Regions from separate parts of the Homo sapiens genome. Here all the other regions are linked to region 1. The links are chromatin loops, found by intact Hi-C in ENCODE. Cell type or tissue: Panc1. All regions are shown on one strand. Links, peaks and the distances in the headings refer to the core of each region. The heading gives the core; the rest is flanking DNA.

Evidence for each region. Hi-C counts contacts between places; a loop is a spot of excess contacts. Peaks named below come from ENCODE experiments on the same cell type or tissue, not always from the same donor. Only the 100,000 strongest peaks of a DNase experiment are listed, where the experiment ranks them.
Region 2: it touches region 1 in a loop (10-fold over the local background); 96 of 110 quality-filtered maps call a loop at or near these places.
Region 3: a loop joins it to region 1, with 11 times the contacts of the local background. A loop is called at or near these places in 30 of 110 quality-filtered maps.

What each region holds. Positions count from the first base shown.
Region 1 is chr9:105,410,423-105,421,821 of GRCh38, reverse strand. It overlaps a transcript of SLC44A1 not described here. Among named protein-coding and RNA genes, the nearest start is that of FSD1L, 32 kb to the left of the region's middle. In Panc1, for the core only: CTCF peaks have their summits at 6,065, 6,266 (motif pointing right), 7,895 and 8,099; a DNase peak (open chromatin) is centred at 6,251.
Region 2 is chr9:105,153,101-105,164,499 of GRCh38, reverse strand. It overlaps LOC105376197 (a long non-coding RNA gene), which reads right to left. Exons shown (of 4, transcript XR_930205.3): 4 at 9,559-9,616. Among named protein-coding and RNA genes, the nearest start is that of SLC44A1, 86 kb to the left of the region's middle. In Panc1, for the core only: CTCF peaks have their summits at 4,418, 4,620 (motif pointing left), 7,013 and 7,212 (motif pointing right); no DNase peak of the experiment used is centred there.
Region 3 is chr9:104,774,145-104,783,219 of GRCh38, reverse strand. It overlaps ABCA1 (ATP binding cassette subfamily A member 1), which reads left to right. Exons shown (of 50, transcript NM_005502.4): 50 at 1-2,214. It overlaps NIPSNAP3B (nipsnap homolog 3B), which reads right to left. Exons shown (of 6, transcript NM_018376.4): 6 at 5,456-9,075. Among named protein-coding and RNA genes, the nearest start is that of NIPSNAP3B, 15 kb to the right of the region's middle. RefSeq lists an enhancer at 7,727-7,976. In Panc1, for the core only: CTCF peaks have their summits at 2,096 and 2,299; no DNase peak of the experiment used is centred there.

The DNA.
Region 1 (11,399 bases), core at 3,503-8,502:
AGGTCAGGAGATTGAGACTATCCTGGCTAACACGGTGAAACCCCGCCTCTACTAAAAATACAAAAAATTAGCCGGGCGCCGTGGTAGGCACCTGTAGTCCCAGCTACTCGGGAGGCTGAGGCAGGAGAATGGCGTGAACCCAGGAAGCGGAGCTTGCAGTGAGCCGAGATCGCGCCACTGCACTCTGCCTACCTGGGCGACAGATGGAAACTCTGTCTCAAAAAAAAAAAAAAAAAAAAGAGATTTCTGAAGTCTTGTGAACCTAATGCAAGATTGGATTATGAGTGTCGCTGCTCTATTCTCTGAATGTGGGTTACTATATAAACTCCTGTAATCCAGAACTCTTTTAATGACGGTGGCTCTAATGCTTAGTTGAATAACTTGCCAGAGGCTCTCTGACCTCTAGTAATATAACTTAAGTTTCTGAGTCATTGTGATCTCAACTTTAAAATGGGAACCACTCTCTGTCTCATGATTCTTACAAGGATTTAAAGATAATGCCTAGAAAGCCCTTAGCACAGTGGCTTTTGCTTACTAGGCAAAAGGAGAAAAAGTGTTCAGTAAATGATAGCTGTTCCAGGAGCAATGTATGCCATTCCAGCACATCTAATTCATAAAATATTAATGCATTCCATTTATCACATCATATATTTGAAAACCAGAGGAACCACTTCCAGGTATTGTTTTATAAGGAAAATAAATAATTTTAAGGTGAAATAGTTTTTAAAACGCTTAACACCTGCCTTTTAAAAATATATGATACGGTTAAACCTATGGAACTCTGGATATTTGTTACTTTATTCAACATTTTCTGAATTGTTTTTATTTATCAAAATTATGCTATATATCTGTGTCTTTCTGAATGGACTCTTGCAGTGCTTAACTCAGTAGGACATCAAAGCAACACAACAGCACGTCTATCTAGACCATCCTTTTTTTTTTTTTTTTTTTTTTTTTTTTGAGATGGAGTTTCACTCTTGTTGCCCAGGCTGGAGTGCAATGGTGCGATCTCAGCTCACTGCAACCTCCGCCTCCCGGGTTCAAGTGATTCTCCTGCCTTAGCCTCCCGAGTAGCTGTGATTACAGGCATGTGTCACCACGCCCGGCTAATTTTGTATTTTTAGTAGAGAGGGGGTTTCTGCCTGTTGGTCAGGCTGGTCTTGAACTCCCAACCTCAGGTGATCTGCCCATTTCAGCCTCCGAAAGTGCTGAGATTACAGGCGTGAGCCACCATACCCGGCCTAGAACATCCATTTTGGATAAGCTTGGCACTGACTCATAATCAGCTCAACTTTCTGGCACATTTTTAATTTGAAAGAAAAGAAAGAGATATATTAAAAAGGGATGCATGATTCTCAGTGAAAGAAAAGAGTCTTTGTAACTCTCCCTTTTACCTCACCATGCACATGTCTCCGGGACAAAGGAAAGAGTGTTTGTAACTTTAATTTCCCATGCCCAAGAGAACGCCGACATTTTGTAAATAAAAAAAGTCACCAATTTTCCTGACTTTTATTTAATCAAGTGTTTTCACTGCCTTGGTCTTTCTAGAACTCTAACAAGAAGTAAAATAGGACATTTGGCCTCTTTCCTCTGTTCCTGCCAAAACCTTGGGGTGATGCAAGGCAATAGGGCGCATTCTGCTAGGGTCAGGGTCGGGGATCCTGGATGGGGAGGGCTTGGAGACCATGCATTTGTTCTGAATAATGGCAGACAAAAGAGAACTCTAATCAAATGCTTCCTCTAATCAAATGCTCGAAGAACTGCTGAACGGCATAGGCACTTGCTGTTCCAGAAGACAGGGCAAGGAGCACTGCATGGGAGGTAGGAAGCAACAGATTTTGCTCTCAACTCTCAGAGCAGGCAGCATGGAAACATATTGCCTTCTTTTTTTTTTTTTTTTTTTTTTTGAGACAGAGTTTCACTATTATGGCCCAGGCTGGAGTGCAATGGTGCAACCTCGGCTCACTGCTACCTCTGACTCCCGGGTTCAAGTGATTCTCCTGTCTCAGCCTCCAGAGTAGCTGGATTACAGGCACATGCCACCATGCCCGGCTAATTTTTGTATTTTTAGTAGAGATGAGGTTTCATCATATTGGTCAGGCTGGTCTCGAACTCCTGACCTCAGGTGATCCACCCACCTCGGCCTCCCAAAGTGGTATTATTACAGGCGTGGGCCACCGCGCCCAGCTAGAAATACATGGCCTTCTAAGAGAACTTCTGAACTAGGTAGAAGGTAGAAATTACTAAATTAATTTGTATTAATAATTAACAGTTGGCTATACCTGTAAGTTGGGAGTTCCAAAGCAAATAAGAGGCTTCTCGGAATATAGATGTTCAAACCTTCTAATTCTCAGATTGCAACATATGGTCTTTCCAAAGACTGGTTTTCCTTTTCCTGTCTTGTGTATGTCTTGAAAGATACTCTCTTTATAAAACTACAATGAAGGCACAATCTCCTTTCTTATCCTGTGAGCTTATTAAACACAGATAAAATTTACTTTGAACATACTTTAAAATCCTTCAAGTACAAATACAGCAGGGTAATATTTCAGGATCATCATTATCTCCCCATATCAGGCACCAGCTTTGTCTTGCAGCCACATTTGAGCAGGCATTTATATTAGTGCTGTTCTGTGCTACAGCTTTGCAAACTCGCATTTTTTTCTATAACCATATGTCTCTATGCTAACTCTAGCGTTCTTCAGCTTGTAAATCTTTTTCTTTTGTGTCTTTTCAAACTTTTGTCACTTGGCTCTATTTTGATTGTCAAGTTCACTGCCAAATTTTGTTCAGTTACAATCTGCCAACATCTTGGCATTTCCAGGATGTTACATTAAGAGTAGATGAGTGCAAACAGAGCAAACTACATGCAATGAAGACTGTCCCCAAAAATGTTGTCCCTCTAAGTCAAAGATTAACTTTTACCTAAATTTTTGAGAGTAAGGTCCTTTAGGCTGTTGACTTGGCCAATGAGCAAGAATCCACAGTCTGTTAGACAATATCTGCTAATAAGAAAGTCACATTTCAGCACGAGTGGCTAAGAGATTCTCTCCTGATTTGGGGGCAGGCCAGTCAGGCACAAGCTGCTTATCTGTGCAACTGGGGCAGCTTAACCCATAGGCCAGGAAGGCCTGGCTTTGGGAATCATTTCAGGGTTGTGGCCCACATCTAGTGGTGAGCAAATATTGACAGAACTGGGGTCCTCTTGGAACAACAGGGGAGTGGGAAGGGTGGGGGCTAGTTAATGACTGTCAGACTCCATACCCAAAACAGCTCAAAATCTTTACAAAGACATCAAGACAGAAAATCTGTAAGCTAAGAAGTGTGATTTTATTTAATTAACCTGTTCCAGAGGTAAGCCCCATAGGACAACACTGAACAGCATGATCTAATGGCCAATTACTACTGTTGCAGTGTGAACTGAAGGCTGTGAGCTTCCTGGTCTTTTAAAAATTATTTACTTCTAATTATCTTTTTCTTTCTTTCTTTTTTTTTTTTTTTTTTTTTGAGACGGAGTTTTGCTCTTGTTGCCCAGGCTGGAGTGCAATGGCGCAATCTCGGCTCGCTGCAACCTCCGCTTCCCAGGTTCAAGAGATTCTCCTGCCTCAGCCTCCAGAGTAGCTGGGATTACAGGCATGCACCACTACACCCGACTAATTTTTTGTATTTTTAGTAGAGATGGAGTTTCACCATGGCCAGGCTGGTCTTGAACTCCTGACCTCAGGTGATCCGCCCGCCTCGGCCTCCCAGAGTACTGGGATTACAGGCGTGAGCCACCGCACCCAGCCTATTATCATTATTTTTAGAGACAGAGTCTCATTCTGTTGGCTAGACTGGACTGTAGTGGTACAATCATAGTTCACTGTAGCCTCAAACTCCTGGGCTCAAGCAAAACTCCTGCCTCAGTCCTCTGAGTAGCTGGGACTATAGGCACATGCCACCATACCTGGCTAATTAAATTGTTTTTTTTTTTTTTTTTTTTGTAGGGATGAGATCTTGCTATGTTGCCCAGGCTGGTCTCAAACTCCTGACTACAAATGATCCTCCAGCTTCAGCCTCCTGAGTAGCTGGGATTACAGGTATAAGCCACCATGCCTGGCTGCTTCCTGGCCTTCTGATGGCTCACTGATATCAAGGGCAAGATAGAAAAAGAATGGAAAGGACTAGCATTTATTAAGAATCTGCTGTGTGTTGGGCACTGGTTTCAGGATATAATCACACTTTTCACTCAGTCTTCAAGAGAAGGCATTATTAGCTCCTTTTGCCAGGTAAAGAAAGAGAAGTTAAGGAACTTGGCAAGGTGATGGGGTGGGCAAGATCCAAACTCAAGTCCATCAGATTCCAAATTCCATGCTTTTCCACCAGACCATGATAAGTGCATAAAGACATGCATGGTATGGCTGAAGACCAAGCAGGAGGGAGGAGGGTGAAACAAGGTTTCTTTATCCTTCTTCCATGAGGGAAGGTCCTGATCATGTGTACGACCACAAAGTGAGCATCTTACCCTGTTGTGAAAGGCAACATGGTAATGTATCCATTATCACTTATTATTTTAAAAGCATGTGAAATTATGCAGAAAACAATGAATTGGTTTATTTCATGCCTCAGGTTCTAGGAACCAGTGCTCAGTGTTTGGCCCCAGTAAGGACACCGATGGGATTTTCTGGGGTCTGTGTGAGGGGAATGCTGTGTGTGAGTCCCTGTTAGGACAAGGAGAGGAGGCAGTGCAGCAGCTCACACATAAAAGGCACAGAAATTCAGCTCTGTTAAATATCTACATTAAAACTAAAACCAAAACCAAAACCTTTTACAGCACACAGGTCAAATGTAATTACCAGAATGCTAAGTTACTTTCCAAAGGGACTGGGACTTTTTGTGTTTAATCTGCATGAAATTCTCAATTAATAGATATAATCTTAGGCCTTTTGACTCAGTTTTGACCACTGTCAGATAAATAGGAGGTTCTATACTTTGTGCATGGATAGTCAAGTGGGACAAACAACCTGATAAAAAGCAAATCTTAAATTTAAACTATTCTGTGGTTATTCACCACCTACAGGATAAAATCTAACCTTCTTGGCAGGTGGGTGAGACGTGGCCTGACTCCTTGGCCTCATCTCTTATCATTTCCAGCCTCACACTTTATAAGAACATATTATTTGGAGGTTACTGCTTTCCAAGTGCATATGCCGCAAATGCTATTTCACACCTTTATGCCTTAGCACACACCAGTCTCTTTTCTGGGAACTTCAGATCTGGCGATGTCTGTGGAGGATTTGGAAGATCACACTTTTCCCCTAGGCCTCAATTTATTCCTTGACCCACCCCAATGGAATGAATTGTTGCCCCCACCCCCAACTACTGTGACACATTATACACACTTCTATTGCTACACTGACCACACCTATCCCCTCTCCATCCCTCAACTGTGAGCCTCCCTGAGAGGAATACTGGCATATAGTAGGTGCTCAGGAAAGTAGAAGAACCAATTTTTCTCTAAGATATCATGGTACTTTTTTTTTTTTTTATCTTGCCTGGAGTCTTTGATGTCAGATAAGAATTAGCTTCTTCTTATTTCCATAAAACAATAACAGAGAACAAATTCCCTAGTCAAAAAGTTCAGTAGGCTGGGTGCGGTGGCTCATGCCTGTAATCCCGGCACTTTGGGAGGCCAAGATGGGTGGATCTTTTGAGGTCAGGAGTTCTAGACCAGCCTGGCCAACATGGTGAAACCTCTACTAAAAATATAAAAACTAGCTGGGCATGGTGGTGGGCACCTATAGTCTCAGCTACTTGGGAGGCTGACGTAGGAGAATCGCTGGAACCCGGGAGGTGGAGGTTGCAGCGAGCCGACATCACGCCACTGCACTTCAACCTGGGCGACAGAGCAAGATACTATCTCAAAAAAAAAAAAAAAAAAAAAAATTCAGTCAATCCTTTCAGAGAATATCCAAAAGTTGATCTTTTTTCAAATGAACGTAAAACGGGAACATTCATTCTAAGAAACATGTAAGATAATCGAAGGACAATATTCTTCAAGTATATATTGTTTCTACCTGAAAGCTAGTGAAAAGAGGATACACATATAAAAGTTAGTGTCCCATATCTGGGGCTTTTGGTATGTTAATTACCGCTGTTAGAATGCAAACACTAAATGCCTTTAGTATTGGAGGCCCCATTAGAGAAAACACCTGTGTAGTTTCAGGGGTTGTTAATTGTCACTCTCAACCAGCAGGTGTCGCTAGAGACAAGCACATGTACTATGGCTGCCCTCTCAAGGACGACCACCCCAAAATCCTGCTCCAGCTGGAACTCCTGCCTCCCTCTAAGGTTCCGTCCCTCCGTGGAAACTTCAGCTGGAACAGCATGCGTGTCCATAGTTAGCAAAGTTTATTATACAGCAGAATCCTCTGGACTGGGTTGGGGTTTGTTAAAATGCAGATTTCTGTCTGCTGGCTGCAGAGATTCTGATTCAGCAGGTAGAAGTGAGACCCTGAGTAATTTCTGTTTTAAACGCTGCCTTTTTTACCTTCCTTGCACCCCCTATTGTGATGCCTTTTGAGAAACACTGATTTCTCAAAACTGTGGGCTTTGAGAAATCTTTGAACTGTGGGCTGTTCAAAATCACCTACTCAGAAACAATCAGGCTGCCAAAGGATTCATTTGTTGATTCACTCAATAAACCTCTATTGTGCCCTTAATAACTTCCCAGTTACCCTTGGCTACCTTCACAAAGTTGTGCAGCTCATCCTCCTATCTCAGGCTTGGGATCAACCATAGAACCCAGTAAAGTCTTGACCTTTCCTTTCTTATGTTTGATGGGTGAGTATCCCACCAAAGAACCTGGCTTCCACTCTGAGAGGAAAAAAAAATCTCCTTTTCTCATCAAGAGCATTCATATATTTACAGAAACTCTGCCAATAAACAGATCCCTAATGGTTAGTTTATGGGACATAAACATTCCAAAGTGGTGAAAATGCATCTTATTCCTATGGTTTTTTTTTCTTTTTTGTTCTAGCAGGGTCTCGCCATGTTGCCCAGGCTGGAGTGCAGTGGCTATTCACAGGTGTGTTCATCACGTACTACAGCCTAGAACTCCTGGGCTCAAGAGATCTTCCTGCCTTAGCCTTTTGAGTAGCTGGCACTGCAGTTGTGCACCACGGTGCCCAGACTACTATGATTTTAAACACAGATAAAAATAATAAATCTATTACTATCTAAAAATTAAAATGCTGCTATGTTTTACGGCAATATTAACTTTGTAAATCCAAGATAAATAAAAATTCTAGTCGTAAAAAAAGGGATAAATTAGATTGCTACAAATAAATTACAACAAAAATTTCATTAGAAACTTAAAATTGCTATAACATGTTTACCCAGGGGGTGCTGAGGGAGCATGCATTCTTAGGAACTTTAATGAAAATCATCGATCCAAATGCAGACTACAGCTAAAAAACACTAACTGTCGGCTGGGCGTGGTGGCTCACGCCTATAATCCCAGCACTTTGGGAGGCCGAGGCGGGCGGATCACGAGATCAGGAGATAGAGACCATCCTGGCTAACACAGTGAAACCCCATCTCTACTACAAAAAATTAGCCAGGCATGGTGGGCGTGCCTGTAATCCCAGCTACTTGGGAGGCTGAGGCAGGAAAATTGCTCGAACCCGGGAGGCAGAGGTTGCAGTGAGCCAAGATCGTGCCACTGCACTCCAGCCTGGGCGACAGAGCAAGACTCTGTCTCAAAAAAACAAAAATACAAAAAAAAAAAAAACCAAACACTAACTGTCCAGCGAAAGCTTAGCATGCCCTGAGTCCATCTATTTTTTTTTTTAACTTTCTGACTCTTAGAAAAATGTTTGCACTGGAATAGACTTTAAAGGTCATTGAATTAGCCTTTCACTCTGTGCTCAATACTGCTTTACAACATCCCAGCTGCAAAAGTACCACCCAGCCTCTACACACATTCCTTCGTAGTCAGGGGGATCACGTCTTCTCCTGGGGTTAAGTCCATCTTGGTAGTGTTCCAGTTTTTAGGAAGTCTTCCTCACATTCTGTCTGATAGGCAGGAAAAGCCAGTGACTCCACTAGGTGGCCTTTCCCCTCCTAGGACTTAGCATAGTGCCTGGATTAGGACTGCATCTCAGCTGCATTTAACAGAAACCTATTATAGTGGCTTAAACAAGAAAGGGATTCATTCTTCTCATGTAACAGTAAGCCCAGAAGACATCAAGCCCAACTGTGGAGAAATCAGGCAAGAATGCTTTCTGGGAACCAGGCTCCTTCTATCTTTTGGTTCTGCCATCTTTGGTCTGTGGTTCTGTTGGTGTTTGTAATATGTCTTTTGTTCTTTCAAGTAGGATCACATCTGCATTCCAGACAGGCCAGAGAAGGGGAAAACCAGGAAGATGGGCGGCACCTATATTGGGAAGGCGAAATTTTCTTGGAAATTGCCAGTATTCTTCAGCTTATATCTCATTGGGCAGAACTATGTCATACGACCACTTCAAGCTTCAGGGAAGTATGGAAAGGTGAGTATTTTAGTAAGGCATTTTGCTAACCAGAATGATATCTGGGTTATATTCATGAAAAAGATGGGCAGAAGAGCAATAGCAGGGCAATCAGCACTCACTGCCACAGCCTGATAGTAATAGGTGATTAACATATGTTAATTGACTGATGAAACAGAAGTCTCTTTTTCCAACCATTAGAACCCTTTAGGGGCTCAGGACATGACTATAGACACCATTTTTTCTACAACATCCCTTTAGATATTTGAATATAGTAATCATTGCTTTTCCCTTTCTCTACCCCAAGATGTCTCTTTTCCCAGTAGATATCTTCTCTAGGCTTGTCTCTGAAAACACTCTCATTCATTTATATTCCAGGTGTGGATTGACCTATAAAAAGTAATGCAGAGTAGGCAGGGCGTGGTGACTCATGCCTGTAATCCTAGAACTTTGGGAGGCCGAGGCGGGTGGATCATCTGAGGCAGGAGTTCGAGATCAGCCTGGCCAACATGGTGAAAACCGGTCTCTACTAAAAATACAAAAAAATTAGCCGGGCGTGGTGGCAGGTGTCTGTAATCCTAGCTACTCGGGAGGCTGAGGCAGGAGAATCGCTAGAACCCAGGGGGCGGAGGTTGCAGTGAGCTGAGATGGCGCCACTGCACTCCAGCCTGGGTGACAGAGTGAGACTCCATCTCAAAAAAAAAAAGTAATGCAGTCATTTCCTTTCTCCTGCTGTATATCATGTGGTCGCTATTATCAAATAGCTACCACAAAAGCACATATTGTGCCCAGACCTTGGTTTCCAAATACCAGTTTCCATTAAAAGGAACTAGGGCTCACTTGAAGACTTGGCTGATTACAGAGTTGAAACCAGGAAAGCATAAGATGAGCTTGGAACATCTGGTTGCGTCAGTGAATAAGGAAGTACTCAAAGAATGATGGGGACAGATCAAAAGTACAGGAGCCAGCTTGAATGGGCTCCCATTGGCTAAATCTGAGACAATGTGGGCATAAAAATAAATGAGGATAACAGAAAAAAGTAACAATCTGGGATTTGATATTTATTTATTTGATGAATAATCAATATTTATTCAACAAATAAATATGTATTTGATGACTAATTAAAACGTTATTTAACATATATATTATTTGATGAATAAATATTTATTTGATGAAAAACTAAGTGGGTGAGAAGAGATTTTCCTTACAGTAGAACACCAGCTAATAAATATAGGAAGAATGATGAAATTAGAAAATCATCATTATATGAAAACACCAGTAATAGCTGTTTCAGAGAAGAATGTGAATAGATAATGTGAAAAGTTGATGAGAAATAGGACTTTTACATAGTCTCAAAATATGTCTCCACAAGATACTTATTAATTACAAAGGGAGAAACAGTACATTTACATTGGAGAGACCAGGAAGATCCACCTTAGCCAAATGATCAAAGTTAGCACACAGTAATGGGACAAACGAGATCATGTGCCTCCTGATATGATGCACTGAGAAGGACACAGTTATGCCTTCTGTGGTATTCCTGCCAAAAAGGCATACCTTGGATCTAATCATGAGGAAGCTTTAGACAAACCGAAATTGAAGGTCATTCTAGAAAATAAATGGCCTGACTCTTCAAATACATCAAGGTCATGAATGACAACAAAAGACTGTGCAATTGCTCCAAGTTAAAAGAGATTAAAGAGACATGAAAATGAAATGCAATGTGTGATCCTAGATTGGATTGTTGACCAGAAAAAAAAAAAGCTTTTTTCCATAAAGAACATTAGTGGGACAACTGTTAAAATTTAAAGAAGGTCTGTAAAATGCACACGCACACACACACACACACACACACACACACATACACAGAGAGAGACCAAGAGAGATGGAGACAGAGAGAAATGGAGACAGAGCAAGAGAGAGGGAGGGAGAGGTAGGAAAAGGGAAGCAGGGGAAGGGGAAGGAGAAGGGAAGAAGGATAGAGGAGTGGAAATGAGGAGAAAAAGCAAATGCATTAAAATACTAACATTTAGGGAATGTAGATGAAGGGTATATATAAAAATTCTTTGAACTATTCTTCTAACTTTTCTGTATGTCTTTATTTTTATTCTGGTAAAATATATATAACATAAAATTTACCATTTTAACCATTTTAAAGTGTACAATTCAGTGGTATTTAGTTCATCCACAAAGTTTTGCACCCATCACCACTATACAGTTCCAGAATATTTTCATTACCCAAAAAGGAAACCGTATTTCCAATAAGCAGTAATTCCCAATTTCCCCAGTGCCTGATAAGCATGAATGTGCTTTCTGTTTCTATGGATTTTGCCTATTTTAGATATTTCATATACATGGAATCATACAATATGTGGCCATTTGTGTCTGGCTTTTTCCCCTTAGCATCATGTTTTCAAGGTTCATCCATGTTGTTGCATGTATGAGTACCTCATTTCTTTTTACAGCTGAGTAGTATTTTGTTGTATGGATATACAACATTTTGCTTATCATTCATCAGCTGATGGACATTAGTTATTTCTACTTTTTGGTTATCGTGAATAATGCTACTATGAACATTTGTGAGCAAGTTTTTCTTTGAACACCTGTTTTCAATCATTTGGGATATATACCTGCATCCCATGGTAATTCTATGTTTAACTTATCGAGAAACTGCCAAACTGTTTTCCAAGTGGTGGCACCATTTTACATTCTCACCAGCAATGTATGAGTGTTCTCGTCAACACTTCTTATTGTCTATTTGTTTGAGTATAGTCATTCTAGTGGGTTTGAAGTGGTATCTCCTTGTGGTTTTGATTTGCAATTCCCTAATGACATTGAGCATCTCTTTATGTGCTTCATGGCCATTTTTAAACTTCTTTGAAGAAATAGCTC
Region 2 (11,399 bases), core at 2,593-7,592, 260 kb after region 1:
TATAATAAGCATTTGATAAGTATTAATTATTTTAGTAGTAGTTTTACATATTTCATAAGCTTTTCTCAAGAAAGTGAAAGCATATATATATACCCAATCCCAAAACTATAGATCCACAGTCATTTATTTGAAGCTCTTGGGGAAGATAAGTTTCATAATTCAGAATTTGGGGTTGTATATTATACAACACTAGTGGGGTCTAGGGGAGACCTCCCTAATGAAACACATTATTATTTTTGCATTGAAAATTATGAATATTCACTAAGTGGGATAAATAAACACTCTAAATAGCTTCATGTCAGTTCAGATCAGGTTTTACCACCAGACGAATTTGCTGTAAATGTACCAAAAACATTCAGTTTTCAGAATGTTTTGGATCTAAAATTGCATATAAGGGATTGTAGATCTGTACTTCAATGCATCTACCTGATGAATACTAGTTTGTCCTTACAAAGAATGAGATAGACCTATACATACTGAAATGGAAAGGTATATTGTTAAGTAATAATACTATATATGTTATAGTAGTTGGCAACTGACCGAACAGTACATATTGCCTTATCTTTGTCATATTTATAAAAACAGACATCTGTATTTTCATACATATATATGATAAATGTATTGAAAATAGACTGGAAAGATACCTGCCAAACAGTTGAGAGTGGTCACCTCTGGAGAGGGGATGGGGAAGGCTAAAGGCGAGCTGCCACCTTTTTCTCTGTATACTTCTGAATTTGTCTTCTATGAGAAGGTGTTCACACATATCTAGGTAATAAAAATGAAAAGGCCAGGTGCGGTGGCTCATGCCTGTAATCCCTGCACTTTGGAAGGCTGAGGTGGGATCACAAGGTCAGGAGTTCGAGACCAGCCTGGTCAATATGGTGAAACCCCATCTCAGCTAAAAATACAAAAAAAATAGCCAGGTGTGGTGGCGGGCACCTGTAGTCCCAGCTACTCAAGAGGCTGAGACAGGAGAATCGCTTGAACCCAGGAGGCAGAGGTTGCAGTGAGCCAAGATCACACCACTGCACTCCAGCCTGGGTGACAAAGCAAGACTCCATCTCCGAAAAGAAAAAAAAAACTGCTTAGAAAAACGAAATCAGGGAAGTGTTGTGGAGAGCCTGAGAAGTCTGTATTTAAATCTAAACTTGAGGAGCTATGGATATGTTTGAACTAAGTAGTAACAGCAGCCTCAGGAGAAAAAGTAGTTGGAACAATATGGTTTGGATTTACCTATCGAAAGAAGCGATATTGAGGATCAGTCTGAGTAAATTTTCCACTTGAGTTCCAGCTTCAGAATCAGCATAGTACTCTGAATTATTTCCCCAGTGCAACTGGGGAATAATGAAGTACCCAGGAGATGTTCTGTGGTGACAACAGAAATGAACCTAAAGGGCTTCTTAGCCTCTACCAGAGACCAGGAATGTTGCTGTGTCGCAGAAGGCAGGAGAAGAGAGGATTTCACCGAGGAACAGCAGGGTCAAGCGGGGCTTGCATTTGTGCCTCTGCCCAGTATATTCTCCACGCAGCAGTCAGGGGCATCTTTTAAAAGCACAAGCCTGGTTGTGCTACTACTTCAGTGGCTTCCCTAGAATATTCCTAAGTAGAGCTGGTGAGAAAGGGCCCTTGGTTCCTTTCTGGTTATAAGCCTAGAGTTCCTTGGGGTCATTTTTTCCTTCCATTCTCCTGCTGGAAAAAGGTGGCTTGAGAAAGAGATGCTGACAAAGCAGAGCAGTAGAGATGGAAAACAGAAAGGGAGGGCTAAGAGTATTTGAGTCCCTAAATCCAGTCTTACCTTGAGGCCCAGCTGGCTATCATTCTTTCTGAATTTGGCTACCATGTTTTTGCCCATGCTAGTTTGAGTTGGATTTTTTTCACTTGGAACCCAAAGACTCCTGAATAAAACCCTCCTCTTCAGTGCTGGATTCCCTGGAACGTTTAACTGGGACTCAAATTTGATCTGCGTTAGCAGTACACTTGAACTGTTGTACTGGTGAGGTTGTTGAGCCTAACAGTCTCTAGTCTCTGCCTTATGCAAACAAAGAATGCTACATAGCTGAAGGGAAAGGAGTGGGAGTGACTCCAGGAGTCATCACGTTTAAATCTGAATAGGTGTTGGCTGGGCACAGTGGCTCACGCCTGTAATCCCAGCACTTTGGGAGGCCGAGGTGGGTGGATCACCTGAGGTCAGTAGTTCGAGACTAGCCTGATCAATAGGGTGAAACCTCGTCTCTACTAAAAATACAAAAATTAGTTGGTCATGGTGGCTCATGCCTGTAATCCCAGCTACTTGGGAGGCTGAAGCAGGAGAATCACTTGAACCGGGGAGGCAGAGATTTCAGTGAGCTGAGATGGTGCCACTGCACTCCAGCCTCTGTCTTAACAAAAAAAACAACAAAAAAGTCTTTCTTATTTTACTGTATTTTTTCTTTTCTTTCTTTCTTTCTTTCTTTCTTTTTTTTTTTTTGAGACGGAGTCTCGCTCTCTCACCCAGGCTGGAGTGCAGTGGTGCGATCTCAGCTCACTGCAAGCTCCACCTCCCGGGTTCACGCCATTCTCCTGCCTCAGCCTCCCAAGTAGCTGGGACTACAGGCGCCCACCACCACGCCCAATTTTTTGTATTTTTAGTAGAGATGGGGTTTCATCGTATTAGCCGGCATGGTCTCGATCTCCTGACCTCGTGATTTGCCCACCTCTGCCTCCCAAAGTGCTGGGATTACAGGCGTGAGCCACCGCGCCCGAACATTTTACTGTATTTTTTTCAAAGTCTCTTGTTGGTAGTGATCTGATTCTTATCAAACTTTTTCATTGTTAACTCTACTAGTACTATTCAATTTGAATACACTCAAAACAGAGGCCACTCAATTTTATAAAAGGAAACCTTCTAGTTCTCAAAATTCCATTTTAATTTATGGTGGTTTGCTGTACTGTTCTTGTCTTTGCGTTATGCTCATTCTTAAAAAACTGTTTGTCTGGGTTTCTAGGTCAGAATTTTACATGTAGAGCAAATGGTCTTTATGCACATTTACTGTATTATTTGTTGAAGATGAAGTATGCGAAGATTTTCAAAGGATTGGGGGTAAATTTTACTCAATTTAAAGGTCAGAGGTTTACAATCATATGCTAAGCTATAGTGCATTTATAACTTTTATATCATTGTGTGTGTGTGTGTGTGTGTGTGTGTGTGTAAAATCACTGCATAAGGTCACCTTATGATAATTAGAATTTCTCTATTTCTGGTAGTTGTACTGTCTGAGTAATTCAAGCTGGAATTCTTTATTTGTCCCAAATTTGATATATAGATTTTGGTACTTGTTTATTGCCGCTCACTGTAGAAGTCCTGCATATTTAAGTAATACCTTGGTGCCAAGATTTTGGGAGCATCTAGATCATCTGGGAACTTTTGCAATTCTTATGAGTGGGTGTTAACATGTCACAAGATGCCAACATCCTATATGAAGGTAAAATAATCAGGTGAGACCCTGGAGGTGAAGCTCAAATTTGTGGATGACTCTGTGTGTGTGTGTGTGTGTGTGTGTGTGTGTGTATGTGTGTGGTGTCCAGGGAGGCCACAACTAGTAAGGGGAAAGGAAACCCAGAAGTGGTAACAACATTGGTCATTGTGTGGAATGATCTTGTGCAGAAATCTGGCAAGAAAAATATGACTGTAGCCTTTATTGACCTGCTATTGGCCTGTCACTCTAAGTAGCACGAGTTCAGTAGAGACACTGCATTATTGATGCTCCTACAAAACTTGCATTTTAATGCCCCTCAAGAATTCAGGATTGATAGAAATAGTGTTATAGCTTAATCAACTGAAACTGTAGATAAAAATAGATGGCTGCTGTCCTGGAACAGGAGGGTAAATGTCCTCCTGGGTGCTGATGAAATGGTTTTAATGTCATGGCCCAAGAATGTCCCTAGTAATTGGTTCTGAGTAATTAACCATTGTCAGTACTTTTAATGCAAAGTCTTCCAAAGATAATATCATAATTATTGGCAGATATTTCCCCAAATTCATTTGACTTAAATAACAAAATCCCCCACAAAACAACAATCACAACAAAACAGAACCCAAATCCATCTAACAAGTACAGTCATTCAATTTCCTTGAGACTCATTCATCCTGTCAAATCCACTGGAAAGCCATAGGATTTGTTGATATATTATTGAGAGTTTTAAATACCATTGGGGTAAATGTTGATATTTGCTTTGGATATTTTTTAGTTCATAGTAATCTCAACCATGCTTTATGGTATATAACTTTGTGCAGAGAGATTCAGCCCACTTCCTGAAGAAAAAAATTAACCTTGCCAGCAGATTAATTTCTATGTGGATCCTGGTTAGGCACCTCAATTTTAAAAATAGGGCAACAACATCACTACCTGTGCAAGTATGTTCTCACACAGCACTGGAGATGGTTCTTACTGGTTTGTTAGACTGTGTGCACCTTTCTCCACATCCATGTTCACTGATGTCAAGTTACTAGCTTGAAATTGGTTATAGCAGGAGTATTTACACCAGTGATTCTCAATGAGAAAGATTTTGCCCCCTAGGGCACATTTGACAATCTCTAGAGACATATTAATATTTTGTTGTCATAACTGGGGGGTTGCTACTGACATCTAGTGGGTAGAAGCCAGGGATGCTACTCAATATTCTTTAAAGGCCAGTGCTTCGTAAGAATTATCTGGCTCCAGGCCAGGTGCTGTGGCTCACACCTGTAATCCCAGCACTTTGGGAGGCCGAGGTGGGCGGATCACAAGGTCAGGAGATGGAGACCATCTTGGCCAACATGGTGAAACCCTGGCTCTACTAAAAATACAAAAATTAGCTGGACGTGGTGGCGTATCCCTGTAATCCTAGCTACTCGGGAGACTGAGGCAAGAGAATCACTTGAACCGGGGAGTCAGAGGCTGCAGTGAGCCGGTATCACACCACTGTACTCCAGCCTGGCAACAGAAAGAGACTCCGTCTAAAAAAGAATTATCTGGCTCCAAACACCAATGGTGTGGAGGTTAAGAACTCCTGATTTACACCATGGAAACTGGCAAACATTATAAGTTTGGACTTCCTTTTGTTTTCTTTCTTTCTCTTTTTTTTTTTTTTTTTTAAGAGTACCAGTTTATCAGCTTCTAAACCAAAAAGTGAATTCTTAGGACTTCATCACTATATCATCTGTAATTCTTATTAGAAGCCAGCTGGAGGAATGGATGTTTTTGGAAGACTGAAAGCCATGTTCTCCCTGGGTAATTCATACAGACCATGAATTGGCAAACTTTTTCTATAAAGGGCCAGAGAGTAAATATTTTAGGCTTCTCAGACCACACGGTCTCTGTTGCAACTACTTATGTCTGTCGTTATAGTGTGAAGACATCCATAGGACAATATTTAAATAAATGAGCACGGCTGTGCTCCAATAAAACTTTATTTACAAAGCAGGCTGATAGTTCACTGATCCCTGACTTAGACTATTAGTTTAGCCCCGTCTCAGACATTGCTTTCACGGAAGATTTATTCTGATGCCATGAGCCATCTGCTCAAGCTTTAAAAGCTTCCTCTCCAGCTCTTGCTGACACATTGGGCCAATATGAAAAGGTGGGCCAATATCAAAAGGTCCTACAGATGCCAGTCACTTAGATTTGTATTCTCTAATCTTGTCCATGAAGTTTCTACACAGGATCAATTTCCTTATTAAATGTCACTGCTGTTATCACCAATGTTCTTGGGAAAATGGACTGAAACTGCTGACAGAAGCACAGAGGAGACCCCAAAGAGCCTCTAAAGAATCATAGTGGGCGGGGCACAATGGCTCATGCCTGTAATCACAGCACTTTGGGAGGCAGGCTCACGCCTGTAATCACAGCACTTTGGGAGGCAGAAGCGGGCAGATCACCTGAGATCAGGAGTTCAAGACCAGCCTGGTCAACATGGCGAAACCCCATCTCTACTAAACGTACAAAAATTCGCTGGGCATGGTGGCAGATGCTTGTAATCCCAGCTACTCGGAAGGCTGAGGCAGGAGAATCACCTGAACCTGGGAGGTGGAAGTTGCAGTGAGCCGAGATCATGCCATTGCACTCTAGCTTGGGCAACCAAGAGTGAAACTCCGCCTCAAAAAAACAAAACAAGAAAGAAAAGAAAAGAAAAGAAAACAAAAGAAAAGAAAAGAAAAAAAAGAATCACGGTGAGTCTATGTTTCTTGCATAGAACCTCTGGGGTCCCAAGTGGCCATGGAGGCCACAGTTCTACTTCCGGCCCTAGCCCCGCCCCTACCCGCCTACCCACCATCGCAATGCATGATGGGCCACCACTTCACTTGGGCCACATCCACGAGACCCGAAGCTTCTTCCAGGTGGTGTGTGGCTGCCCCGAATGCGCTTTGAGAACATCCACTCCTTCCCCAATTTATATTGGGGGAATCAATAGTTTTTGTGCCTATCACCTCGTGTAATCGCAAAGATTTGTGCATAAAAGTTATGCCAGGCCGTGCACGGTGGCTCAAGCCTGTAATCCCAGCACTTTGGGAGGCCTAGGCGAGTTGGATCACCTGGGATCAGGAGTTCCAGAGCAGTCTGACCAATATGGAGAAACCCCGTCTCTACTAAAAATATAAAAATTAGCCAGGTGTGATGATGTGCACCTGTAGTCTCAGCTACTCTGGAGGCTGAGACAGGAGAATTGCTTGAACCCAGGAGGCGGAGGTTGCAGTGAGCCAAAAGCGCGCCACTGCACTCTAGCCTGGGCGACAGAACGAGACTCTGTCTCAAAAAAAAAAAAATAAAAATAAAAATAAAAAAGTTATCCCATTTCAGGGTAAGGGGATCACTGTATTTATTCCTCTTTTTAAGTCCAGTGGAAGTTAGGGATGAAATTGCCCAATGTGAGCCATGCCTTTTTAGTCTCGTAATTTGTTTCTCCCTGGAAGTCCTTAGCAACAGGCAGGAGACAGCAAAGTTCCCAGTGCACTGTGCTGAGTGGCAGAGGGTAGACCTGGCTCCATAGGAAGTCTGTCAGCCACAGACTGAACAGCTCCGTGGCTTTTGACCATATTTGCAGTGTCTCCCAGAGTTGTGAGCAGAAGCAGAGAGAGGATGCTGTGCACCAAGCGCTTGTAGGATCAGGCTTGCCCTGGCAGTCAGGCCATGGCTCTGGTGTCCAGATGATGGAGGGCAGGCCTCTCTGCTGTTGTAGCCGGGCTAAGCAAGTATGTTAATCTTCCTTTGTCACTAGGTGGCAGAATATAATTAAGATGTCAGAATTTCTTCCATAACATTGGAAGGCGTTTCTAGTTCCTTCTTAATGACCTCCTTCATTACTTTGCAGTATTTGCTAATGCCGTTTAGGACTGAGGCAATGAAATAAAATTTCCTTCTGCAAACATTTTCTATATTTATCCAGGATTCTACTTTTTTCATTTAACTGGCTTGCCTCTTAGGGAGAAGCATCCTTAACATAAAGTACATTCTCTTCTTAATGGCTACTGTTTGGACAATCCAAACTTCTTATTTTTATGTATTATTTTGTTACTCTTTGTGGGGTAGAAATAAATACTCTCCTGTCACATGTAAAATTTCAAATAGGTTTATTATAATGCATAATGTGATAATCCATTTTATAAATTAAAAATACATGAGTCCACATTGATAATAAATAGCTTTATTGATTTTCCTAACTATAAAGGCAATAGACACTCATTTAAAAAATTCTGAAAATACAGAAAAGTATAAAAAAGAAAAAATAATAACCAGTAATCCCACTATTCAAAGAGACCAAGCAGAAGGATGATAGAGTACCCCTGAATAATTGATCTTATCAAGTTGATGAAGCATAATTCTAAAAAAAACACATGGGTAAATATATGCCTCATAAAATATAATCCTGGGCTACCTGAAGGCCTGGGTCAGCACTTAACTCTTTTTTTTTTTTTTTTTTTTTTTTTTTTTTCCAGATGGAGTCTCACTCTGTTGCCCAGGCTGGAGTGCAGTGGCATGATCTTGGCCCACTGCAACCTCTGCCTCCCGGGTTCAAGCGATTCTCCTGCCTCAGCCTCCCGAGTAGCTGGGATTACAGGCATGAGCCACCACACCCAGCTAATTTTTGTATTTTTAGTAGAGACAGAGTTTCACCACGTTGGCCAGGCTGGTCTCAAACTCCTGACCTCAGGTGATCTGCCCACCTCGGCCTCCCAAAGTGCTGGGATTATAGGCGTGAGCCACTGGGCCCCGCGAAAACTATTTTTTATTAACATTTTATTATGAAAAATGTAAAGCATATACAAAAAAGTAGGAAGAACTTTATAACAAACCTGATGTATCCACACCCAGCTTCAAAAATTATCAATACATGGCGAATCTTGTTTCATCAATGCATGCTGACTTTTCTCCTCTCTAGTCTAGATGATGTTGATGATGATGATGATTACTGTTATTATTTGAGATAGGGTCTCACTCTGTCTCCCAGGCTGGAGTGCAGTGGTACGATCATGGCTTGCTGCAGCCTCGACCTCACCAGGCTCAAGCCATCCTCCCACCTCAGCCTCCTGAGTAGTGGGACTACAGGCAGATGCCACCACACTTGGCTCATTTTTAAATTTTTCCTAGAGACAGGCTCTCACAATGTTTCCCAGGTCTGGCCTCAAGCAATCCTTTCTCCTTGACCTCCCAAGGTGATGGGGTTACAGGTGTGAGCTATCGTGCCTGGGCCCTGGGCTAGATTATTTTGAAAGAAATCCCAGACATTGTTTCTCTTAACTTATACATATTTTATCTGTATTTCTAAAATAAGTTCTATAGAATCTGTGCAGTTTTGATGATTAACACATTAAATAATGCAATATATTCCTGTGAATTCTACTAAGGACTCACACGGTTGCCCACAGAAATGCAGCTTTGTAGAGGGTGTGGGTGATCTGACTGGAGTGGGCCAGATCTCTTGCCTGTGGAGTTGGAGATTTACTCTGCTGGGGAAAATACATCTCTGACCCAGTGTGTTATCTCCCTTCAGCCTTCAGATGAGTGTATGCAAAGAGTTTCAGTGAACAGACAGCAACAGACCAAAAGTATAGATAGCATATACCAGCTGAGAGTCTCCTCCAATGCCAGTCTTTCACATGCTCCCTGGTCCATTTTCAGTCATCAGAGGAGCAAAGAGTCTTCAGCTGAATCTCCTGTGCTGGAGGTCTTTCTCTTCTGGGGTCTTAGTATCGTGCTCCATTTCTTGCTTTTCCAGGAACGGGCTAAACTCCTACCATTTCCTCAGCTGAATGTTCACCTTCCTCATTTTCCCCTGATTAGCAGCAGCCTGCAGTACCCCTTTTACCCTTTTGCCCTAGCTGGGTTAGGTACACCTTTTCTGCAAGGGTTGCTGTATTTTCCTCCCTCCTCACTTCCTCTCCAAGCTCCCACTATTACATGAAGGTCCTAGTCAGTTTCCTTTTCCAGAGTGCTAATACCACAAAACTTGGCTGGTTGGTCCTGCTGCTTCTCTTTTCCCACTTCCACTTCCCCATGTACTGGATGCTTGCTACGTGTCAGGGACTGCACTCTGTGCTGGGGATAAAAGAATGAAAGAAGCAGAATCCTGCCTGGAAGAGCTTGCAGACTGGCTGGAGGATCTAGGTGAACAAGAGAGGGAACATAAATAAAGACAGTGAAACATAAAATGTGCCAGAAAACATGATGACATCAACAGTGATGACTAATGTTATTAGTGCAAAGTATTACTACCAACAACTAACATTTAATTGTACGGCTACTGTGTATGAGATGCTGTAACTCACTCCTTGTTTACTGTATTTTTAAATATTTTTGTTTCCTTTTGCTGTAAAATTTTTACATGTTTGTTTTAAATTTATTTACTTAATTGTAGGTAACTTTTTAAGCCACTGTAAATCCATTTGGAAACAAAGAGAGGAGTAAAAGGTAGGCCAGGCATGGTGGCTCACACCTGTAATCCCAGCACTTTGGAAGGCCGAGGTAGGTGGATCACTTGAGGCCAGGAGTTCAAGAGCAGTCTGGCCAACAGGGCGAAATCCCATCTCTATCAAAAAATAGAAAAAATTCGCTGGCCATGGTGGTGTGTGCCTGTAATCCCAGCTGCTTGGGAGGCTGAGGCACAAGAATCACTTGAACCCAAGAGGCGGAGGTTGCAGTCAGCCGAGATCATACCATTGCACTCCAGCCTGGGTGACAGAGTCATACTGTGTACCCCCACCCCCAAAAAAGGGTGAGCTTACTCTGCTTGGGGGAGTCAGAAAAGGCTTGCTCAGAACAAGCATTTTCTTTTTGTATTTATTTTAATTTTGAATCTGATTATACATTCATATAGTTCAAATGTATAACATAAAAATTATAAACATATATATACATACACATATGTATATACATATGCACACACACATACACATATATATATATGCATATATACACACACATATATATATCCCCATTACCCTTTTGTCCATCTCCACATTCTCCAAAGGTAACTACTGCTATTAGTTTCTTGTGTGTCATTCCAGAATTTCTGTGTGCATACATGAGCAAACATAAATAAGTTTCTTTCTTCCTCCCCAAATGTAGCATATTATACTTACTGATGGGTAGTTTGCTTTTTTAAAAAACATTTTATCATTTAGTGGTTAATACAATGGACTCTGGATTAGAATGCCTACATTCAAATCCCAGTTCTGTAATTTACTAGCTGCATGAACTTGGCAAGTTATTTAACTTCTTTGTGCCTTAATGTCTATTTCTGTATGTGAGGTCTTCAAAATCTTGCAACTTTATTATAGACTAAACTTTATCCTGTACTTTATGCATATATATGATGCAACTTTATCATAAACTGAAATCTCTTATGGACATTCTATTCTGTTCTATTGGTCTATCTGGTCATATACCTATACCACAGTTTTAATTTTTGAGGTTTTTACATCATATTTGCTATCTAATAGGGCTGGACCCCAGAAGGGGATTTGAAAGATGAATTGAATTTGAAAGATAAATGGAATCCTCTCAGCAGAGATGATGACATCAACAGTGACAACTAATGTTATTAATACAAACTATTACTACCAACAACTAACATTTAATTGTATGTCTACCATGTATGAGATGCTGTAACTCACTCCTTGTTTACTGTATTTTTTTTTTTTTTTTTTTGAGACGGAGTCTCACTCTGTCACCTAGGCTGGAGTGCAGTGGTGCGATCTTGGCTCACTGCAAGCTCCGCCTCCCGGGTTCATGCCATTCTCCTGTCTCAGCCTCCTGAGTAGCTGGGACTACAGGCGCCCGCCACTACGCCCAGCTATTTTTTTGTATTTTTTAGTAGAGACAGGGTTTCACCATGTTAGCCAGGATGGTCTTGATCTCCTGACCTCGTGATCCGCCCGCCTTGGC
Region 3 (9,075 bases), core at 1-5,000, 640 kb after region 1:
TCTTTGTAGAACCCTGTGGTATAGAGGAGTATGGCCACTGCCCCACTATTTTTATTTTCTTATGTAAGTTTGCATATCAGTCATGACTAGTGCCTAGAAAGCAATGTGATGGTCAGGATCTCATGACATTATATTTGAGTTTCTTTCAGATCATTTAGGATACTCTTAATCTCACTTCATCAATCAAATATTTTTTGAGTGTATGCTGTAGCTGAAAGAGTATGTACGTACGTATAAGACTAGAGAGATATTAAGTCTCAGTACACTTCCTGTGCCATGTTATTCAGCTCACTGGTTTACAAATATAGGTTGTCTTGTGGTTGTAGGAGCCCACTGTAACAATACTGGGCAGCCTTTTTTTTTTTTTTTTTAATTGCAACAATGCAAAAGCCAAGAAAGTATAAGGGTCACAAGTCTAAACAATGAATTCTTCAACAGGGAAAACAGCTAGCTTGAAAACTTGCTGAAAAACACAACTTGTGTTTATGGCATTTAGTACCTTCAAATAATTGGCTTTGCAGATATTGGATACCCCATTAAATCTGACAGTCTCAAATTTTTCATCTCTTCAATCACTAGTCAAGAAAAATATAAAAACAACAAATACTTCCATATGGAGCATTTTTCAGAGTTTTCTAACCCAGTCTTATTTTTCTAGTCAGTAAACATTTGTAAAAATACTGTTTCACTAATACTTACTGTTAACTGTCTTGAGAGAAAAGAAAAATATGAGAGAACTATTGTTTGGGGAAGTTCAAGTGATCTTTCAATATCATTACTAACTTCTTCCACTTTTTCCAGAATTTGAATATTAACGCTAAAGGTGTAAGACTTCAGATTTCAAATTAATCTTTCTATATTTTTTAAATTTACAGAATATTATATAACCCACTGCTGAAAAAGAAAAAAATGATTGTTTTAGAAGTTAAAGTCAATATTGATTTTAAATATAAGTAATGAAGGCATATTTCCAATAACTAGTGATATGGCATCGTTGCATTTTACAGTATCTTCAAAAATACAGAATTTATAGAATAATTTCTCCTCATTTAATATTTTTCAAAATCAAAGTTATGGTTTCCTCATTTTACTAAAATCGTATTCTAATTCTTCATTATAGTAAATCTATGAGCAACTCCTTACTTCGGTTCCTCTGATTTCAAGGCCATATTTTAAAAAATCAAAAGGCACTGTGAACTATTTTGAAGAAAACACAACATTTTAATACAGATTGAAAGGACCTCTTCTGAAGCTAGAAACAATCTATAGTTATACATCTTCATTAATACTGTGTTACCTTTTAAAATAGTAATTTTTTACATTTTCCTGTGTAAACCTAATTGTGGTAGAAATTTTTACCAACTCTATACTCAATCAAGCAAAATTTCTGTATATTCCCTGTGGAATGTACCTATGTGAGTTTCAGAAATTCTCAAAATACGTGTTCAAAAATTTCTGCTTTTGCATCTTTGGGACACCTCAGAAAACTTATTAACAACTGTGAATATGAGAAATACAGAAGAAAATAATAAGCCCTCTATACATAAATGCCCAGCACAATTCATTGTTAAAAAACAACCAAACCTCACACTACTGTATTTCATTATCTGTACTGAAAGCAAATGCTTTGTGACTATTAAATGTTGCACATCATTCATTCACTGTATAGTAATCATTGACTAAAGCCATTTGTCTGTGTTTTCTTCTTGTGGTTGTATATATCAGGTAAAATATTTTCCAAAGAGCCATGTGTCATGTAATACTGAACCACTTTGATATTGAGACATTAATTTGTACCCTTGTTATTATCTACTAGTAATAATGTAATACTGTAGAAATATTGCTCTAATTCTTTTCAAAATTGTTGCATCCCCCTTAGAATGTTTCTATTTCCATAAGGATTTAGGTATGCTATTATCCCTTCTTATACCCTAAGATGAAGCTGTTTTTGTGCTCTTTGTTCATCATTGGCCCTCATTCCAAGCACTTTACGCTGTCTGTAATGGGATCTATTTTTGCACTGGAATATCTGAGAATTGCAAAACTAGACAAAAGTTTCACAACAGATTTCTAAGTTAAATCATTTTCATTAAAAGGAAAAAAGAAAAAAAATTTTGTATGTCAATAACTTTATATGAAGTATTAAAATGCATATTTCTATGTTGTAATATAATGAGTCACAAAATAAAGCTGTGACAGTTCTGTTGGTCTACAGAAATTTACTTTTGTGCATTTGTGGCACCACCTACTGTTGAAGGGTTATAAAGCCATTAGAAAAGTAGAGGGGAAGTGATTTGGATCAAAAGGAAAAACTTTAGAAAAGATTCAAATGTTCCCTTAATCATAAAAGAGAACTGAGGGGACTACTTGAAAATAAAAGGTTGTTTTGTATTTTCATGTTGGTTAAGATACTGAGTAACTGGTATTAAGTGTTAGAGGTTTTTAGATAAATATTCTGCTTAATGATTATGAAGCTGCACTGAGATTTCTGAAAATGCTCTGTAGCTGAGCTTATTTAATAAATGTTCACTTGGTATAGGGGAAGCTACAAAGGCAGCCTTCAGTGTCCTTTTGTTTATTCAACCAAAAATATAAGGACACAATGTAGCAGTTATACTGGGAAGGTGCTGGGGGTGGTGGCAATGGTGAGCAGGAAGGCGAAGTAGATATGGAAACAGAAATGATACTAATATCGGTGATTCCTTCCTTTTTTCCTGTAATAAGTGCTGTGCAGACAACATATGAGCAGTGCTGATAAATGTAAATGTATTTTTCATAGCTCATTAAGAATCAGTTTCAGAAAGAGATGTCTGCTTATTTTGCTACTTGAAGAATCCCTGTCAAACAGTCCTTTTGAGGAAGTACAAGAGGCTGTCTCTATTTGTGACCTCAGGAATGGCTGTGACAGTGTCGTGAGCAGTCCTTTTCCTGTGGCACAGATCTGAACTTTGTGTGCAGAAAAATCTTGGCTTCAAGTGAGCCAAGATGCCCCCTGAGCATCAGCATCACAACTTCATCCTCCTATCTTGAAGTTCATGTTATAGTGACTTTAATGAAATCATAGAACACTGTTTCTTCGTGAACAATGACGAGGGAGAGGAAAAAACTTTATTGAAAAATAAAAAGGCAGGTAATTTAGATGAAAATATGTTACCCATGAGGTTTTGTTTTTGCTTTTTGTTTTTGTTTTTGAGAAACAGAATCTCGCTCTGTCGTCCAGGCTGGAGTGCAGCGGCATGATCTTGGCTCACTGCAACCTCCGCCTCCCGGGTTCAAGCGATTCTCCTCAGCTTCCCAAGTAGCTGGTACTACAGGCATGCGCCACCACAACCAGCTAATTTTTGTATTTTTAGTAGAGATGGGGTTTCACTATACGTTGGCCAGGCTGGTCTCAAACTCCTGACCTAAGGTGATCCTTCTGCCTTGGGCTCCCAAAGTGCTGGGATTACAGGCATGAGCCACCTTGCCTGGCCCTACCCATGAGCCTTGACTAAAACATTCTTCTATCTGTAGAAAAGCCCAAAAGAACTTTTCCAGATTCAAAAAACTTGGCACTTTGTAATGGTAATGTTTACATTAAGTAAAAAAAAAAAAAAAACCCACTTAGCTTCAGTTTTCAAGTGTTTACTGTGTTGTCATGCACTTCATTTAATTCTCAACACCTGCCCTATGAGGTAAAAAGTACCATTTTACATATGAGTAAATTACAGCTCAGTGGATAAGAAACTCGTCCAAAGGTACAGGTTCAGTCAAGTGGCAGAGGGTTCTTTTTGTTGAAGTTAGGTATCAGTTAAAATTGACCTTGTAAAATCACATCAGCATCAATATACATTAATTTAACAAATATTTATTGAACTTTACTGTATGCCAGATACTTCTCTAGGTACTAGGGGGTACAATGTAGAAGAAAATAGAATTCCTGCTCTAATGAATTTATATTTCAGTGGTGAAAGATGATGTGTGGACAAACACATCTAATGTATTTTGACAGCAATGGGTGCTAAGAAGAAAATAAGACATGGTAATTGGATAACAATGGAGAGAAGTCAGAGATGGCCTTTTCTGAGGAGTGACATGCTCAGAATCGAATAAAAAGAGCAGGAGCAGCCTTTCAAGGTGGGTGCGAAGGATATTCCCGGAAGAAAGAATAAGTGTTGCAAAAGCCCCAGTGGGAAAAAGCTTGGCAAGCTGAGGTGGTAAAAGAGCTATCTGTACTAATGTCTCTTGTACTGAGTTAGCAAGGACAAGAGTGGCAGGGGGTGGAACTGGAGAGATAGCAGGGACCACATCTCACAGGATCTCGCCAGCCTTTTTAAGGTATTTGGATTTTATTGTTAGTGCAACAAGGAGCCACTGGAGAGTTTTAAACAGTAGTGGTGTGACCTACTGTTTCAGAAAGAACACTGGCTACTATGGGAAGAAAGGACAGTAGGAAGACTAATAGATAATGGTGGATTGAACTAAGATGGTAGCAACAGATAGGGAGCTATGGTAATGTTCAGTATCCACTTTGGAGATAGATCCAGCAGGACTTGCTGACAGACTGCATGTAAGGGCTGAGGGAAAGAGAGCTAGCAAGGTGACTTCTAGTTTGTGACCTGAACTAGGTAGATGGTTGTGTTAAAAATGCAGTGGGTATTTCAGTCTGAAGCTCAGGGGCAATGATGGAAAATAAGATAAATGTGTGCAAGTTGGCTGGGCGTGGTGGTGCACGCCTATAATCACAGCACTTTGGGAGGCCGAGACGGGTGGATCACTTGAGGTCAGGCGTTTGCGACCAGCCTAACATGGTGAAACCCCATCTCTAATAAATACAAAAAAATTAGCTGGGCATGGTGGTGCATGCCTGTAATCCAAGCTACTTGGGAGGCTGAGACAAGAGAATCGCTTGCACCTGGGAGGCGGAGGTTTCAGTGAGCTGAGATCGCACCATTGCACTCCAGCCTGGGCAACAAGAGCGAAACTCCATCTAAAAAAAAAAGTGTGCAAGTTATTGGTACGTATATATTTAAGCCTCGGGACTGAATGAGATTACCTAGAGAGAATGAAGATAGGGAACATTCTTGAGCCTGAGATCCTATAACATTTAGAAGAGAAGCTAGCCAGGGAAATTGAGAGGGACTGGCCAGTGAGAGAGAGTAAAATCTGAAGAGTATAATGCCATATGTTGAAGCTCAGAGAATTATTGTTTCAGGAAGGCAGAAGTTGTCAATTATGTCCAACATTGCTGAGAAGATGAGTAAGGAATGTAAATGAGTAAAGGCAGGAATGGCTATTGAATTTGTTAAGACAGAGGTCCTTGGTGACCTTCCTAAGAGTCATTTCAGCATGACAAGGATGCAGACCTAACTGGAATAGATTTTCAGGGAAGACTGAGAGGCAAGGAAGGGGAGACTGCAAATATATGCAAATCTATATTTTTGCTTTGAAGGGAAACAGAAAACAGGACAACAGCTGGTTTACAGAACTTTTATTTGGATTCTTTCCTTGTCTGTTAATAATATAGGCTGCACCTGGGCATCATCGTGCCCTTCCTTTTTGATTCTGCTGTTTTGCTTTTAATCCTACAGGCATTTCTTCTGGCAGGAGCCTTGTACACACTCTGGGTGGTTCATGACCACCACGGACTTGCCCTTTCAAGGCAGAAGCCTGTGATTCAAAAACTTCCATTCCTTCCAATCGACTATTATAAAACTCATTTTGTCTAGTGCCCATACTCCTTTACCTTAGGATCCTGGGCCAACTGTCACTAAAGAAAACAAACCATTTCCTCCTCCTGGGGGAATGTGCTTCTTTCAAGAAGGTGCTTAGAGAATAGACATTCTAGGTGACAGCAGTTATGAAAGAGGTGTCTCTAATGAACCTAACACTTCTTCCAACATACTCCAGGTTCACCCTCCTTTGAAGACAGAAAGTACTACAACTTCAGTTGCCACCCTAGTCAGGTTCATAGGATTTACTCAGTAGGTTAAGAGATGGTGCTGAGAATGAAGTCCAGAGTTTGAGTCTACAAGTGGCATTTGCTTCTCCTTTGGGACTTCTGTGGCAGGGTGTGGAACCAAATCAGATTGGTTGCATATCTGTTTCTCTTCCTGAAAATACAATTCAAATACCTTCATAGTCTGTGACAGCAACTTATAACCAACAGACAATGGTATTATTTTTATTTATTGATGGCACTCCCCCATAGCCAGAACTTCTACTGAGTCATTCATCGTGTATTCCAGGAATACTTTCCAAATGGAGTAGTGAGGCACTTCCAATAACAGTTATGTAATCTGTTAACAGTGGCTCAAAATGACATGTGAAGGAATGATGTACTTCTTTTTTCAGACTCACAGATCTCATATGTTAATTCAGTCAACAAGTACTTAGGGCTTATCACATGCCAGGCACAGGTAATATGACAATAATGAAAACAAAAACCCTTGCTGTCATAGAATTCGGTTTCTAGTGGGAAGAGACATACATTAACAAATCATATATAAGTAAAACATTAATTATGGTGATAACAGAAAAAGAAAGCAGGGGAGAGGGATAGTGTCTTAGTTCAGGTTGCTGTAACAAGAGTACCATAGACAGGGTGGCTTAAACAACAAACATTTCTTTCTCACAGATCTAGTGGCTGGGAAGTCTAAGACCAGGGTGCCAGCATGAAGAAGTTCTGGTGAAGGCTTACATTCTGGTTTCCTCACAGTGAGGGCTCTTCACGCCCTTATAAATGCACTAATTCTATTACCCACATGACCTCATCTAAAACTAACTCACAAAGGCCAAACCTCCTATGTTGAGATTAAGGCTTCAACATAGGAATTTTGGGGGGACAAAAACATTCAGTCTCTAGCAGATAGGGGCCACTGTGGGAGGGGATTACAATCTTAAATAGGGTTGTCAGGGAAGGCTTCATGAGGGCAAAGACCTGAGGAGGCATGGAAATGATCCACGCAGATGCATGTCTGGGGAAGAGCATTCCAGGCAGAGGCAGTGGGAATGGACCCTCAGGTAAGAGCATGTTTAGCAAGTTCAGAGAAAAGCCTCTTAGGTCAGGTCTGGAGCGAGAGTGGAAAATGTAACAGGACAGATCATGTAAAGACTTGTAGACCACAGTTAGAGGCTTGGACAATAACTCTGAGGATGACATGAAGGTATTGGGAGGGGGTGTTGAGCAGAGGAGTGATATGATCTGGTTTATATTTTAGATTATTCTGACTGCTATGTTGAAAATAGGGTTGAGAGCAGAGGGGAAGGGCAGCACACCAGTTAAGACCACTTCCCAAAAATCCAGATGATGATGGGCTTGAACCAGGAGAGTTGCTATAGGGATGTGAAGCAATCAAATTCTAGATATTTGGGACCTGCTGACAGGTACATAATGGTGTATGAGAGAAAAGGCAGTGTGAGAATGACTCTGAAGTCTGTGGCCTGAGCAAAACAGAAACCTGGAGTTGCCAATAGCTGAGATAAAGTTTCTGGTTAAAGATCAAGAGCTCAGTTTTGGACAAGAGGGGTGTGAGATTTCTAATAGACATTCAGGTGGAGGTGTGGGGAACACACCTGGATGTGATGAGCCTGGAATTCAAATTCACATGTGTGAATTTGAAAAAAGATTCAGAAAAGAGGTGTGGACTGGAGGAGCTATCCACACACAGATAGCATTTGAAGCCACAAGACTGGGGGTGATGACGCAGGGAGTAAGTATAAATAGAAAAGAGAAGTGGTCCAAGGACTCAGTCCTTACATCAGAGGTCAAAGAGACAAGATGGAGACTAGGAGATATGAAGGCTTGTGCAGTGAGTGTTTCGGAGAAACGAAGAAACTTCCCAGAAGAAAGGAGAGGTCAACTGCTAACAAGTCAAGTGAAATGAGAACTGGGAAATGAGTTGACAAGAGCAATTTGGCTGGCGTGATCAGAGAATGTTTAAGAGATAATGTGAGGGAAGAAAATGGAGGCAGGAAGTATGAACTACTCTTTTGAGTCATATTGTAAAGGAAAAAAATGGGGTGATTTTACTCTTTTTTTTTTTTAAAGATAGGAAAAAAAAGTATATTTATATGCTGAGGAGAAGAATCCAGTTGAAGGGGAATACTGTGGCTTCAGGAGACAGGAAAACTGCCTAAGCCACATCCTTCAGCAAGTGAGTGTTCAAGTGGAGGGTTTGTCTTTGCTTGGGGCACGGGCGGTTCATCCACAGTGAAAGGAGAGAAGGCAGGGCATGTGGGGTTGGCTGTAGAAAGCGGGCAGACGGGGTGGGAACTTATGAAGACTCTTCTGATTGTTATTTTCTCTGTTAAGTAAAAGGAAAGGTCATTGGCTAAGAATGAAGATGGACGCGCAGGTGCTGGGAGTCATCGAAGAGAATGAAAGAATGAATAAAATAGAGAAAAATACAATGCTATTATATAAACCTATACATTTAAATTACTTTCCTCTTCAAATTAGACCCCCTGGAAGGCAAATCTCTGTCATGTTAAGTTTTAGGAAAAGTCATAATCTACTTGGAGCTAAGTATGAAGAATAAGGTATATGATTTAAACCACATAATTCTATTTTTGCTTAAACCGGGGAAGCCTTTAAGGTAACGTAGAGTGTACCCATTAAAAAAGATAAAAATGTCAGCTTCCCCTTCCCTTTAAATATAGTAAGGCTCAAAGGTAATTGATGTTCATAACCCTAAGGTACTATAACAGTCTGAAGCAAAATATTAAATGTCTTCTGTAGTATTTTAGTTAACTTTTAATTTTATTGGTAATTTATGTGTAGTTAACCACATACTTGTGCCTCAACTATTTCACATAAATGTGAGATGTCTTAGGCCTCTTTGAACTCTGCATGGAAAAGAATGCTGAGGAGGTATGTCTGTTTAAGCTGCCACTGCCTGCCTCTCATAAATAATATCTCACATTGCATAATAGCCCAGATAAACTGCAGATCGCTTAGAGCCTGATAAATGAGAGGAAACTGTACAGTTTGTTTTCCAAATTGCCCTTGGACAGCTAATTCACAATTTACTATTTTATAGCTGTAAGATTTTAAAAATATAAAATAACATAGCTGTAAATACAGATTATCAGAAG